Linked DNA regions of Homo sapiens: region 2 is linked to region 1. A link is a contact called in ENCODE Hi-C or POLR2A ChIA-PET data. All regions are on one chromosome and are shown on one strand. Each heading gives the region's core, a stretch centred on a gene start or an enhancer-like site at or near the end of the contact. The rest is flanking DNA. Distances are from core to core; before and after follow the strand shown. Region 1 has its middle 16 kb from the start of LINC01220. Region 2 has its middle 28 kb from the start of JDP2-AS1.

What was found. A loop is a pair of places that touch in the nucleus more often than their neighbours do. ChIA-PET counts read pairs that join two places held with the same protein, here RNA polymerase II (POLR2A). Pooled maps may share reads with other maps.
Region 2: a loop to region 1 is called in a map of ascending aorta, with 9 times the contacts of the local background. The contact joins two enhancer-like sites. A Hi-C loop is called at or near these places in 10 of 168 maps with a recorded cell type or tissue (PC-9, ascending aorta, body of pancreas and 4 more) and 14 of 50 pooled maps. POLR2A ChIA-PET finds 5 or more read pairs at or near these places in 9 of 52 experiments (MCF 10A, OCI-LY7, SK-N-SH and 4 more).

Annotation. Positions count from the first base shown.
Region 1 is chr14:75,307,798-75,313,649 of GRCh38, forward strand. No RefSeq gene overlaps it. Among named protein-coding and RNA genes, the nearest start is that of LINC01220, 16 kb to the left of the region's middle. Within about 2 kb of position 3,059, at least 26 of the 41 ENCODE cell types and tissues checked have a DNase peak (open chromatin) inside an H3K27ac peak, as active enhancers do; they include ascending aorta, body of pancreas, gastrocnemius medialis and 1 more, where a contact is called at or near this core.
Region 2 is chr14:75,396,367-75,402,638 of GRCh38, forward strand. No RefSeq gene overlaps it. Among named protein-coding and RNA genes, the nearest start is that of JDP2-AS1, 28 kb to the right of the region's middle. Within about 2 kb of position 4,010, at least 26 of the 41 ENCODE cell types and tissues checked have a DNase peak (open chromatin) inside an H3K27ac peak, as active enhancers do; they include ascending aorta, body of pancreas, gastrocnemius medialis and 1 more, where a contact is called at or near this core.

The DNA of each region.
Region 1 (5,852 bases), core at 1,809-4,308:
GAGACTCAGTTCAAATGATTGTCAGCCCCACAGGTGGGGGAGCCGGTGTCTGATTCCGGCTGTATTGTCAGGGCCTCAGTGCTCAGTACAGGTTTGGTGGAGGAATGGACGCCATAGCCTACAATCCCAAAAGCTGCAGCCGCAGGAGGCAGCGTGGCTGGAGAAGGGTCCCGAGCCAGAAGAGGGCGCTCTTCAGCAAAACAAGGTTTGAAGGAAACCGCCAGGATGTTTCTGCAGGATGGCAGATGGAATTCACTTTAGGCTTTAGGATTTAGCAGGTCAAATCATTGCATTCTTATATCTAAACCTACCTCAGCCCTGGTTTCCTAACTAGAAAAAAGGACTAAAATGCAGTTTATTTCCTCTTTTTAAAAATTGTCCTCTTAATGCTTTAGGCACCTAAGAGAGATGCAATTATTTTTACTTTGGAGAGGCTTAAAAGAGCCACTGATTTCCTATAGCTCATGATTCTGCAGATCAGGGATGAAGGCAGGACTTGGCTGGGAATTTTTCTGCTGATTACAGCAATGACTGAGATCCTCCGTGGTATTCAGCGGCAGGATGAACTGGTCTGGGGGGTCTGAGATGGCTTCACTCACATGGCACAGAAGTAATTTTACATTTTGTGTGGTTATTTGACCATTGTCTGTCTCCCTTACTAGTCCAGAGGCTCCCAAAGGGTAGGGATTGTGTCTTTCTTGCCTATCATTTTATCCCTAGTGCCTAGCACAGTGCTGACCCATTAGAGTGTTTAATAAATATGTGTTAACTGACTCAATGATGTGATTCTTTATTTTTTATTTTTTATTTTTTTTTGAGATGGAGTTTTGCTCATGTTGCCCAGGCTGGAGTGCAATGGCACAATCTTGGCTCCCTGCAACCTCCACCTCCTGGGTTCAAGCAATTCTCCTCCCTCAGCCTCTTGAGTAGCTGGGATTACAGGCATGCGCCATCATGCCTGGATAATTTTGTATTTTTAGTAGAGACGGGGTTTCTGCATGTTGGTCAGGCTGGTCTTGAACTCCCAACCTCAGGTAATCTGCCTGCCTTGGCCTCCCAAAATGCTGGGATTACAGACATGAGCTACTGTGCCCGGCAATGATGCGATCTCTCTCTTTCTTTCTCCTTTCCTTTCCTTTCTTTTCCTTTCTTTTCTTTTCCTTCTTTCCTTCTTTCTTTCTTTTTCTTTTTTCAGAGTTTTGCTCTTTTGCCCAGGCTGGAGTGAAGTGGTACGATCTCAGCTCACTGCAACCTCTGCCCCCTGGGGTTCAAGTGATTCTTCTGCCTCAGCCTCCCAAGTAGCTGGGATTATCGGTGCCCACCACCACACCCGGCTAATTTTTGTATTTTTAGTAGAGATGGGATTTTGTCATGTTGGCCAGGCTGGTCTTGAACTCCTGACCTCAGGTGATCCACCCGCCTTGGCCTCCCAAAGTGCTGGGATTAGAGACATGAGCCACCGCACCCGGCCTATGATGCAGTTCTTATGAAAAGTGTCGGGATCATCAGAAAAAAGGCATAGGTGGGAGTTGCTGATGATAGTAGCTCAGTAAGTATGCAAATTGAGCTAAGCCCTTTATAACCTGGCTGTTGGTATTATTTATCCCCATTTTACAGATGAGGAGCTGAGGCTGCTGTTACACAGCTTCAAAGGTTGATGCACAAGAAACATCTTTTTTTTTTTTTTTTTTTTTTTTTTGAGAGACAGAGTCTTGCTCTGTCATCCAGGCTGGAGTGCTGGAATGCAGTGGCATGAGCCTCTGCCTCCCGAGTTCAAGCAATTCTCCTTCCTTAGCCTACTGAGTAGCTAGGACTACAGGTGCACGCCGCCACGCCCAGCTAATTTCTTTTGTATTTTAGTAGACATGGGGTTTCACCATGTTGCCCAGGCTGGTCTTGAATTCCTGAGCTCAGGCAATCCGCCTGCCTCGGCCTCCCAAAGTGCTAGGATTACAGGCGTGAGCCACCGCGCCAGGCCAGAAACATCTTTTTTGTATCTCAAAGCAGATGGCTGGGTGCGGTGGCTCATGCCTGTAATCCCAACTCTGGGAGGCCGAGGTGGGCGGATCCATTGAGGCCAGGAGTTTGAGACCAGCCTGGCCAACATCTCTACCAGAAATACAAAAATTAGCTGGGCGTGGTGGCGGGTGCCTGTAATCCCAGCTACTTGGGAGGCTGAGGGAGAAGGCGGAGGTTGCAGCGGGCCGAGATCGCGTCACTGCACTCCAGCCTGGGCGACAGAGTGAAACAAAACAAAACAAAAATTTTAAGCACAGCAATAACTTGCTTGTTCCCTGATAGTCCTGGGAGTAAATTCAGGATTATCGAGGACCAAGCAAATTATTAAAATTGATTATTTGGGAGATAAAAACCCGATGAAATAGCAAAAGGGTAGACGCCATGTTTTCAAATTAGTCACAAATATTCTGGATTCTTGCTTCTACAGTTATCCGAATAAAAGCAGCAAAACCACCCCAAAATTTGAGGTGAACATTACTTGGATGTCTGTCACCACATTCACCTAAAGCTGTTCCTTAACATCCACATACTTGTTTGTTTTTCTTCCTGGATTTATTTATTTTTGATGTTTCTACACACCTGGACTGCTCTCTGACATGGTATGCTTCTTTCGTTTTATCAAGTAACAGGCTGGCCTTTAGTCACAAGTGTGGCATTCGGGAAGCCAACATGGTTTAGTGATAGGGTTCTTGTTGGGTGTGCAGATTGGGGCATTTCACAGATTATCTGATGCTCAGTCTCTCTATGGGCTCTGCCTTGCCTAAAGGGCAAGTGTGTGTTCATCAAACAGGGCTTCTTTAGGCCTTGTTACTGTGATGGGGGAAATACTCCAAAGTGCCAGGAAACCCTGCCCGGGCAGGGAGCAGGACTTCTCAGTATCCCAGGGATTCGGATCTCAGCCCCCTGCAGCCAATCAGCAAAGGAGCTGTTTCAAACTGACAAGCAAAACAAAGCCCAACAAAAGCAGCTGGAGCCCAAACAAACAGAGTTGGGTGAGGTTGGGAAGGGGAGTCAGGTCTGGCGTCATCCGGCTCCAGGCCAGGCTGTTGCCATGGTGACAGCCAGTCCGTTTACCAGCGGGCAGCAGAGCCAGCTTTCTGAGGGGGAAGCCCAAGGAGGGGAGGAGGAGCAGGGGTGCCCCAGGGGAGCCTGCGCTTCTCCAAGTTACAGAAATCCATAGAGAAGGCTCGGCCACTTCCAGGGAGCAGTGCCTTCTCTCAGGAGCTGGGCAGGCAGCCCGGGGGGCAGTGGGCTGGGAGAAGCCGGCCTGAGAGGGACGGAAGTGTCCACTGAACAGGCAAAGAGGCCTCTGGGAAGGCTAGAAGGCTTTCTGGGCAGAACGGATTTGCAGCTGTGTTGGCTTTCTGGGCAAAAGATGAATTGAAGTAAATCACAGAGTGTTTTAAAATAAAAAACTCCCCCAAACCACACACACACACACACACACACACACACACACACACACACGCCAATGGAGGAGAGAGAGGGCTTTGGGAACCTCAGCGGTGGAACACGGAAATACCTTATATTCTTCTCCAGGAGCATTTTTTTTTCTACTCTGATAATGACAACTCAAGTAATTACCTGCAAGACAAGAAGAATGAACAACAGTCAATGCAAAATGTTAGAAAACATCTGCTTTGCAGGGCTTGTCTATCAAAGCCCGACTCTGTGCCTGAATGGTGTTCAGGTCCCTGAAGGTGGGCCGCTTTAGGATATAGACACTCTTTCTGGCCAACGGGCAATATGAGCCAAAACAAATGCAGTGGAAGAAAGAATCTTGGCATCTTCCTCCAGAAATCTTGCTGCAAAAGTGTCTATCACACAGAAGGAAAAATAGCTTATGATTCTACTCATGTGAGCTTCCTAGAGTAGTCAAATTCAAACAGACAGAAAGTAGAGGGGTGATTGCCAGAGGCCGAGGGGAGGGGAAAATGGGGAGTGAGTATTTAATGAGTATGAAGTTTCAATTTGGGAAGATGAAACATTCTGGAGATGATGGTGATGAGAGTTGCACAACAATGCGAATGTACTTAATGCCACTCAACTGTAGACTTTAAAAGTTTCAAACAGTAAACTTTGTTATGTATATTTTACCATAATAAAAATAAATGTGTCTGTCAGTAAAGACTGTCTTCTTGCTGCAGCAGGAAATGGTGTTGGCTTGAAGGCCAGCATCGAGGGCACGTGGGTTCACCTCTTTGAACCTCAGCTGTATCATCCATCAAATGGAACTTACACTATCTTCCTTACTGCCAACTGTGAAGAGTGGATATGAATGCATTTAGTGAACAGAAATGCACCATAAGAATGTAATTTTTTTTTTTTAATTTGAGATGGGGCCTCCCAAAATGTTGGGATTATAGGCATGAGCCACTGAGCCTGGCCAAGAATATAAAATGTGATTAAAGTATTATTTCAAAATTCATTGTTATGGTACCCAAATGCCAAGAGGCAAAAGGAAAGGAGAAAGGGAGAGTTTTGGAGGAAACTAAGGAAAGGGTTATTTATATCTGGCATTTCTAGGAATTGGAAAATACCCAAATACCGTAGGAGAGTTGGAGAGAATTTTGGGCTCGTGCTCAGGGGCCTGAAGGTAAGACCAACTTGGACTATCATGGCAATTTAAAATACTTCTCCCTTTTGCTCTGCCTAAATTGAGAAACAGGTTAAGCCCACCCATCAAGAGGAAATGAAACAAAATGAAATAATGTCAAAACATCACCTCTCAAATTTCATGAAGGGAAATGGTACAGTTACAACACAATGCTGGGTGGAAGCTTATGGGACCTGGAGCCTCCAGGCATGGGTAGAACCCAGGTTCATCACCAGAGAGTCCCATTAACTGTCAATGATTTATTCAATGCATTTCTTTTTTCTATTTAAAGAAATAAGCCATTGGCCGGGTGCAGTGGCTCACGCCTGTAATCCCAGCACCTTGGGAGGCTGAGGCAAGCAGGTCACTTGAGGCCAGGAGTTCGAGACCAGCCTGGCCAACACGGTGAAACCCTGTCTCTACTGAAAATACAAAAATTAGCTGGGTGTGGTGGTGGATGCCTGTAATCCCAGCTACTCGGGTGGCTGAGGCAGGAGAATCACTTGAACCTGGGAGGCGGAGGTTGCAGTGAGCTGAGATCACACCACTGCACTCCAGCCTGGGCAACAGAGTGAGACTCCGACTCAAATAAAATAAAATAAAGAAATAAGCCATTCATCACTACCATCACTTTTATCATTACAAAATGTTTTATTAGCATATATTAGCATGTGGCAAGCACCAATTTAAATGTGGTACACACCTTATCTTTTCATTCCTTGCAAGGTGCAGCTTTTTTATAGATAACAATATGAGACTCACGATTACTGATTTGGTCTTTCTGGTTCTTTGTTTCCTGATTGATAAAATGAGAATAATGTTATAGCTAGAGAAGTTTAGCAGCTTGCCTCAAGTCACAAAGCTGGTAAGTAGTAATGTCAGGATTTCAACCCAAGTTCATCTGACTCCAAAGTTCCACCTTTGAATGCTATACTGCATTGGAGGAAACATTATTGCTAAGAAGCTTATGAAAGAAAATTGCTAATGAATATTATGCTCTGAGAGCAATTAGAATGTGCAATTGGTAAATCGCCTTATCATGGCATTGCATGATGTCACAATGACATGCAATGGGGAAGAACAATGAGCATCATGGGTGTGTATTAGCAGAGATTTGGCTTTAAAATGGAATGAAACCACAAAGTACACAAAGAACAGAGTATGAGGCTGGGCGCAGTGGCTCATGCCTGTAATCCCAGCATTTTGGGAGGCGGAGGCAGGTGGATCACTTGAGGTC
Region 2 (6,272 bases), core at 2,760-5,259, 90 kb after region 1:
GGACAGATGATGGGGATGACGGTGATGCTGACCATGTCCTTTGGCATAAGGCACATCAGTGATTGCCCCCAGGTTGTTGATGGATACTTCTGATGCTACCCACCCAGCTCATAGGTAGCATGGGAAGTCACCCAAAGAGATGAGTCTCCGACAGCCTGTGTAAAGTATGTGACCTTGCCACCTGGTTTCCATAAACCAAGGTGAACAGTTGCCCAAGGCTTGGTCAATCAGATTATTAGAATTTTGATGACCAAGAGATAGCCAGTTGGTTTGATATGGTGCCCTGAGTGGAAGAGATACAAATGAGGAAGTGTTGGGCCAGGCACAGTGGCTCGCACCTGTAATCCCAGCACTTTGGGAGGCCGAGGTGGGTGGATCACTTGAGCCCAGGAGTTAGAGATCAGTCTGGCCAATATGGCGAAACCCCGTCTCTACTAAAAATACAAAAAAATTAGCCAGGCTTGGTGGCGCGTGCCTGAGTCCCAGCTCCTTAGGAAGCTGAGGCACGAGAATTGCTTGAACCCAGGAGGCAGAGGTTGCAGTCAGCCAAGATGGCGCCACTGCACTCCACATTCCAGCCTGGGCGACAGAGCAAGACTCTGTCTTAAAAAAAAAAAAAAAAGAAAGAAAGTGCATGTGTGAGTGTGTAGGTGGGGTGAGGTTGGGGGACTGAGAAGAAAAGCAGCTTGGTTTGCAGAGAGGAGAAAAAAACAGAGCTGCAGATTCAAAATGCAGAGATACTGCCTGGTTCCCAGTGCCTTTCCAGTTCTTGGGCTTCTATTCCTGGAGAAAGCCTGCTGGCCCTGGCTTCCATGGATATCCCAGGATTCTTCCAGGAAGCTTTCTTTGGTATTGCCTGAACAAGTTCAAGATGGCTTCTGCTGACTAAGGCATGGGTTAACACAGCCCTATCGGAAAATCTTCACGGAGAACTGCACCCCAAGCAGGTGGACATTCTCCTTTTTCTCCTTCAGATCAATGGACAATTTGAAAGTGTATGTATTGTATTTCTCCTGGAGGTCCAAATACAAAACCCCTCTCTGAAGCCTTTCAAGAAGGCTTGGTATGGCTGAAATGTGGTTCTCTGCTGCTGATAAAAGTGATCATGTACCTGTGGGTGGTCTGCTGCCTTAGCTAGGTACTGAAGCCTGGATCCCAGAGACATTCCTTTCAGACTTCCTGAGCACCTCCTGATTCCTGTTCTCATTCCTTCTGGGCTGACCCATGCTCTGTGCTGAGCTTTATACCTATTCTGGTTGCAGATAAGGTAATTTAACAAATAAGGTGAGAGATTCCAGTGAGCAAAAGACAGACAGACAGACAGACAGAGCCAGAGGCAGAGTTAGAGTCTAGACCTTGGTGGGTGAGTGTGAGCTCAGTTTCTAATCATCTCTCAGCTTTACATGGCTCAGTAATCTGATATTATCAGTTCAGACAGAGGGGACAAGGCCCAGGGAAGCACTGTCCAACAGAAATATAGTGTGAGCCATAAATGTAACTTAAAATTTTCTAGTAGTAACATTTTAAAAAGTAAAAAGCATATGTTAACCCAATATAGCTAAACCATTATTATTTCAACATGTAATTAATATAATTTTTTTAAGAGAGACAGAGTCTTGCTCTGTTGCCCAGGCTGGAGTACAGTGGCGTGATCATAGCTCATTGCAGCCTCAACCTCCTGGCTTCAGGTGATCCTCCCACCTCAGTCTCCCAAGTACCTTGGACTATGGGTACACATCACTGTGCCAGCTAATTTTTTTTTTTAGAAATGGTATCTTGTTATGTTGCCCAACTTTAAGAGACAAGCGAGACGTCATCTCTAAAAAAAAAAAAAAAAAAAAAAGAGAGAGAGAGAGAGAGAAATGCATTTCTCTTATGTAAATGCTTAGGTAGGTCTTGAGGGCTACTGATATGGCTCTTTGTGCAATATTTAACCCAAGTTCCTTCTATCTGTTGGTCCACCATGCATGGGCTATATTTCCAAATTCCACAACAGTCCAAGATGACTGCTCCAGCTCCAGCCAGTGCGACCACCTTCCAGCCTGCAGAAAAGGAAAAGGGAAGAAGGACACACTACCACCTTTTCATGGCACTTCCAAAAAGTTACACACATATTACTTTTATTTACATCCATTTGTCGGGATTTAGTCATATGGCCCTATCTAGCTGCAAGGGAGGCTGAGAAATGTACTCTGTGTTCTAGGTGACCAAGTCGCTGGCTAAAATTCAGGGATTCTGTGACTAAGGAAGAAAATAGCGAGGAAGCAACTGATAGTGTTGGTCTCAGAGACCAAACCATGCTAATGAAATGCAGATTCTCTGGTAAACCAGAAGGCCAAGTTATTCAAGAACAGTAAGACTATAATTGTCAGCCAGATGAGAGTGCCTGAGTTGGCTGACCATTTCAATCTCTTCCCAGTAGGCTAGTCTAAATGGTTAGAAGATTAATGGATCGGACTATGAGAGCCTGATAGGTCCCTTTCCATTTCAGGACCTACAAACCTGCCAGGAGAACTAAAACATTCCTGCCAGCCTGGGAGGGAGCCCTTTTTCTGGGATGATGCTAGAGATGCTTGGACAAACTCTGGCCCCTCAACATTTCTTTACCTGAACCCATCCTAGCTTTATACACTACAATTCTACTTATATTTGTTACATTTTAGATGTTGGGAAGAGATTTTGAAGACATACTAGCTCTTTGTTGTGAACTTGGGATTTGCTATTGTCTCATCAGCAGTGTTCATTAACTTGATAAACATTTATTGAGCACCTACTTTTTGCCAGGTATTGCATTATGCTAGGAGTGAATAAGAACCTGTCCTTAAGTTGACTGCAGTATCTAAAGAATAGGGAAAGTGATGGGCAAGCATTTGAGAAATGAGTAGGCATTCACTGAGCAAGAGGAATGAAAAGCCATCCCAGGTGAAGGGAAGGCATGTGCAAAGGCTTGGGAGACACCAAAGAACATGACGTGTTTGGGAAAAAGAAGTAGCTGGGTGGGGCTTGTCGGGAGGAGATGCTGGAAGGGTGGCCTCTTCAGCATCCATTCTCTCTCAGTAACTACCCCATTTTCCTTGGGGTATCCACCCTCCCTACACTTCCCATATTTTTTGGAGGAAGTCGACTCCACCCTGGCCTAGGCTTGGGGTAAATAGCCCCAGTATAGACTAATCAGCAAAATCCCTTCTTGCCTGCAGATGGGCAAATGACCCAATTCTGACCTGAGAGACTGGAGAAGACTTTGCTGGCAGGTTCAGGGAAAGAAGCTCTCTCCCTTTCTCCTTCTATACAGCATGGAGCATAGGTGTGAAAACAGGAATTGTGGCAGCCGTTTTCTCACCATGAGAAAAGCCTGCCTGAGCATGAAGACAACACCATGGAGGGCAGAGAGGAAAACACCAAGAAGAAGAAGGGGTTTTGATGACATTGTGGTGCTATTGAGTCAAACCTACACTGAAGCCTCCTTGAGCCCTCGGCTTTAGGCAGCTTGGGGCTGCAATGTGAAGGACCTTGGGGCTTAGCTTTTATTCTGGGGCAATGGGAAACAATAGACAGCTTCAAGGAGGGGGGCAAGCCCACTGGACCTGAATTGTAGGAAGTTGTCTGCAGTGCTGAGTGCAAAGAGCCTGGGCCAAAGCCAGAAATGAGGACCTGAGCCAAGACAGGAGAAGAGGAAAGAGTCTGAGAGCCACTTGGGTGACAGAAGCCAGACTAACTGGATTAAGAGGGCATGAGGAAGAGGGTGTGTGCTTTAGGAAGAGGCTAAAACTCTTAGCCTGACTACATGAATGGAGAAACTCCCCTTCCCCCTTCTTTTGCCTCTATCACTGTCCCCCTGGGAAATCATGTCCACTGCCAAACCCTGTATTCTCCTCTTCTGCAGATTCATGCCTCTGATTACAATTCTTTATGGGCATGCCTGGTCCTTTGGAGCAGGGACCATGCCTCGTCATCTTCACATCCCCAGGGACTAGCCTGGCACATGGTTGGCACCGGGTCAAGGCTGACTTGGATTGAGTTCTCGCTGAGCTAGGCATGAGCTGCACCCTCCCCCTGCCCCCAGGGCTTAGTCATCTGTTTCATAAGCAGCTTCCAAAAGCTGCAGCCCCAATACCCAGCTTCCTTGTTGTTGGCAGGTGTTGGCAGCCCTGAGTGCCAGAACGCCAGGGAGCCAGCCACTGGGAACATGCTAGGGTGGTGAGCAGGAGCCAACTAATCAGGGCTCATATACATTTACGAGAGGCGTGTGTGTGCTCCCCAGGAGAGCTGTAACGACACTCCCTTTCCAGGAAACACAAACCAGGCCTCTTTCCTTTCTTTTTTCTCACCTGTCCTGTCTTGTGGCCAGAAGCACATTCATTGGCTTTCCATGCTTCTAAAATAAATCAAATTGGGGGCCACACCCTTCCAAGCTACTTTAGGTTTGCTCCGTGGAAGCTTTAACCCCTTATCATCCCACCAGGCCTGAAATGCTTGGGTTCCAATTTACAAAAATATTAACTTTTTATGTCCTTTCAGAAGAAGGATCTCAGTTTTCCTGATGTCTGCTCCCCTGCCCTGGAATTTCTCCCTCTGCTCATAATTCATCCCAAGGATGTTGACTTCTGTGTTTTGGGATGGTCAGGGGCTAAGTGGCATGGAGGGCAAATAGATTAACCTTTTACCAACTTTCCAAAGCCCTTCCTCCTTGTTCTTTTTTGTTTTTGTTTTTTTGAGATGGAGTCTCACTCTGTCACCCAGGCTGGAGTGCAGCAGCATGATCTCATCTCATTGCAACTTCCGCCTCCCAGGTTCAAGTGATTCTCCTGCCTCAGCCTCCTGAGTAGCTGGGACTACAGGCGCATGCCACCACGCCCAGATAATTTCTGTATTTTTAGTAGAGATGGGGTTTTGCCATGTTGGCCAGGCTGGTCTCAAACTCCTGACCTCATGATCCACCCACCTCGGCCTACCAAAGTGCTGAGATTACAGGCGTGAGCCACTGCGCCTGGCCCTTCCTTGTTCTTTTTATCTCGGCCTCCTCTGGGCTTTTGGAAGGCCTCTTCTTTCTCTAACCCCAAGGTTTTCCTCATTACTCCTCCAAGATTTCAAGGTTTTCCTCTTGTCAGTTTCGTTATGGAAACTCCTGGTTCCCCGCTAGCCTGCGCTCCTCAGTAGGGCTCTGAAACTCAGCTCTCATCTGCCCCAGTGTTATGTTGTTTTTTTCCCTGTCGCTATGGCAGGGATTAAGACAGGAGCCAGGGAAGAAGGGCGGGGGGAGGAAAGTGAGCACGGAAAGGCAGAAGAACGATGGGAGAGAGCCTGATTGGAGGGTGTCAGAGCTGAAGGAAACCGACAGAGAAATGGGCTGAGTGTGTCAAGGGAAGGAAGAGGGATTTGTTTTTCGTTGTTCTATTTTGGTTTTGGTTTTATAGTTTGGATTTGTTTCCAGAGATGAAGAGAAATGTACTTAGTGCTGAATCTCCCCCAACATAGAGTCATGGCTAAAGAAATCCCTCTCGCATCGTCAGTAATCCAGGGGCAATCTTTAGATCCCAGATGGAATAGGGAAAACTCTCAAAAAAGCTTCCAGTTATTCTCAATTCACTTTATGGACAAGCCTGCCCAGTCAGTGTGACAAAGTGACCCAGTACCACTCTGAGACCAGGCAAGCCCTGCCCTTTGGAGATCCCTTCCCCGCAGGCCTCCCTTTGTCCCTGGGGCGAGGGGGTCCTCAGGGCTGAGGGTGATGCCCAGACAGAGTCTATGCCCACACCCACCCCTTCCAGCCCATGCTCCATACTCAGGACCCCAGAATCTCTGCCCGAATGGCCCAAGCCCACTTCCAGGTTCTGGGTGGGCCTGTTTCCATGGTCCACCCTCTCAAGGTAGCCTGTGCAGCCAGTGGCCAAGGGATAGCTGCTTGGGACTGGGCAGTGGGCAGAACCCGGAGGTGCAGGCTGGTGTCAAGCATGTGCACTTGAGAAGGGGCCCTGGCTGAGGGTTGGAACAAACGGCAGGCAGGCCCTGAGCGGGGCTGCCTTTCCTTCTGCTGCTGCATTCTGGTCTGAAGAGTCTGAGGATTCTAAAGTCATACCTGGCCTTCCAGAATGTTATGGAGGTTCATTTGTGAAGACAGGAGAAGAAGACAGGTTTTATTGAATAATTTCTTATCTTGACTTATAGCTTTTAAATATTTAGATACATGGTATGTGAATTGTTGTTTGAATTCTTGCCCTGGTCCCACAAACCTGTGATAAAATGAAGATTTGCGTGATGGAAACGACTCTATT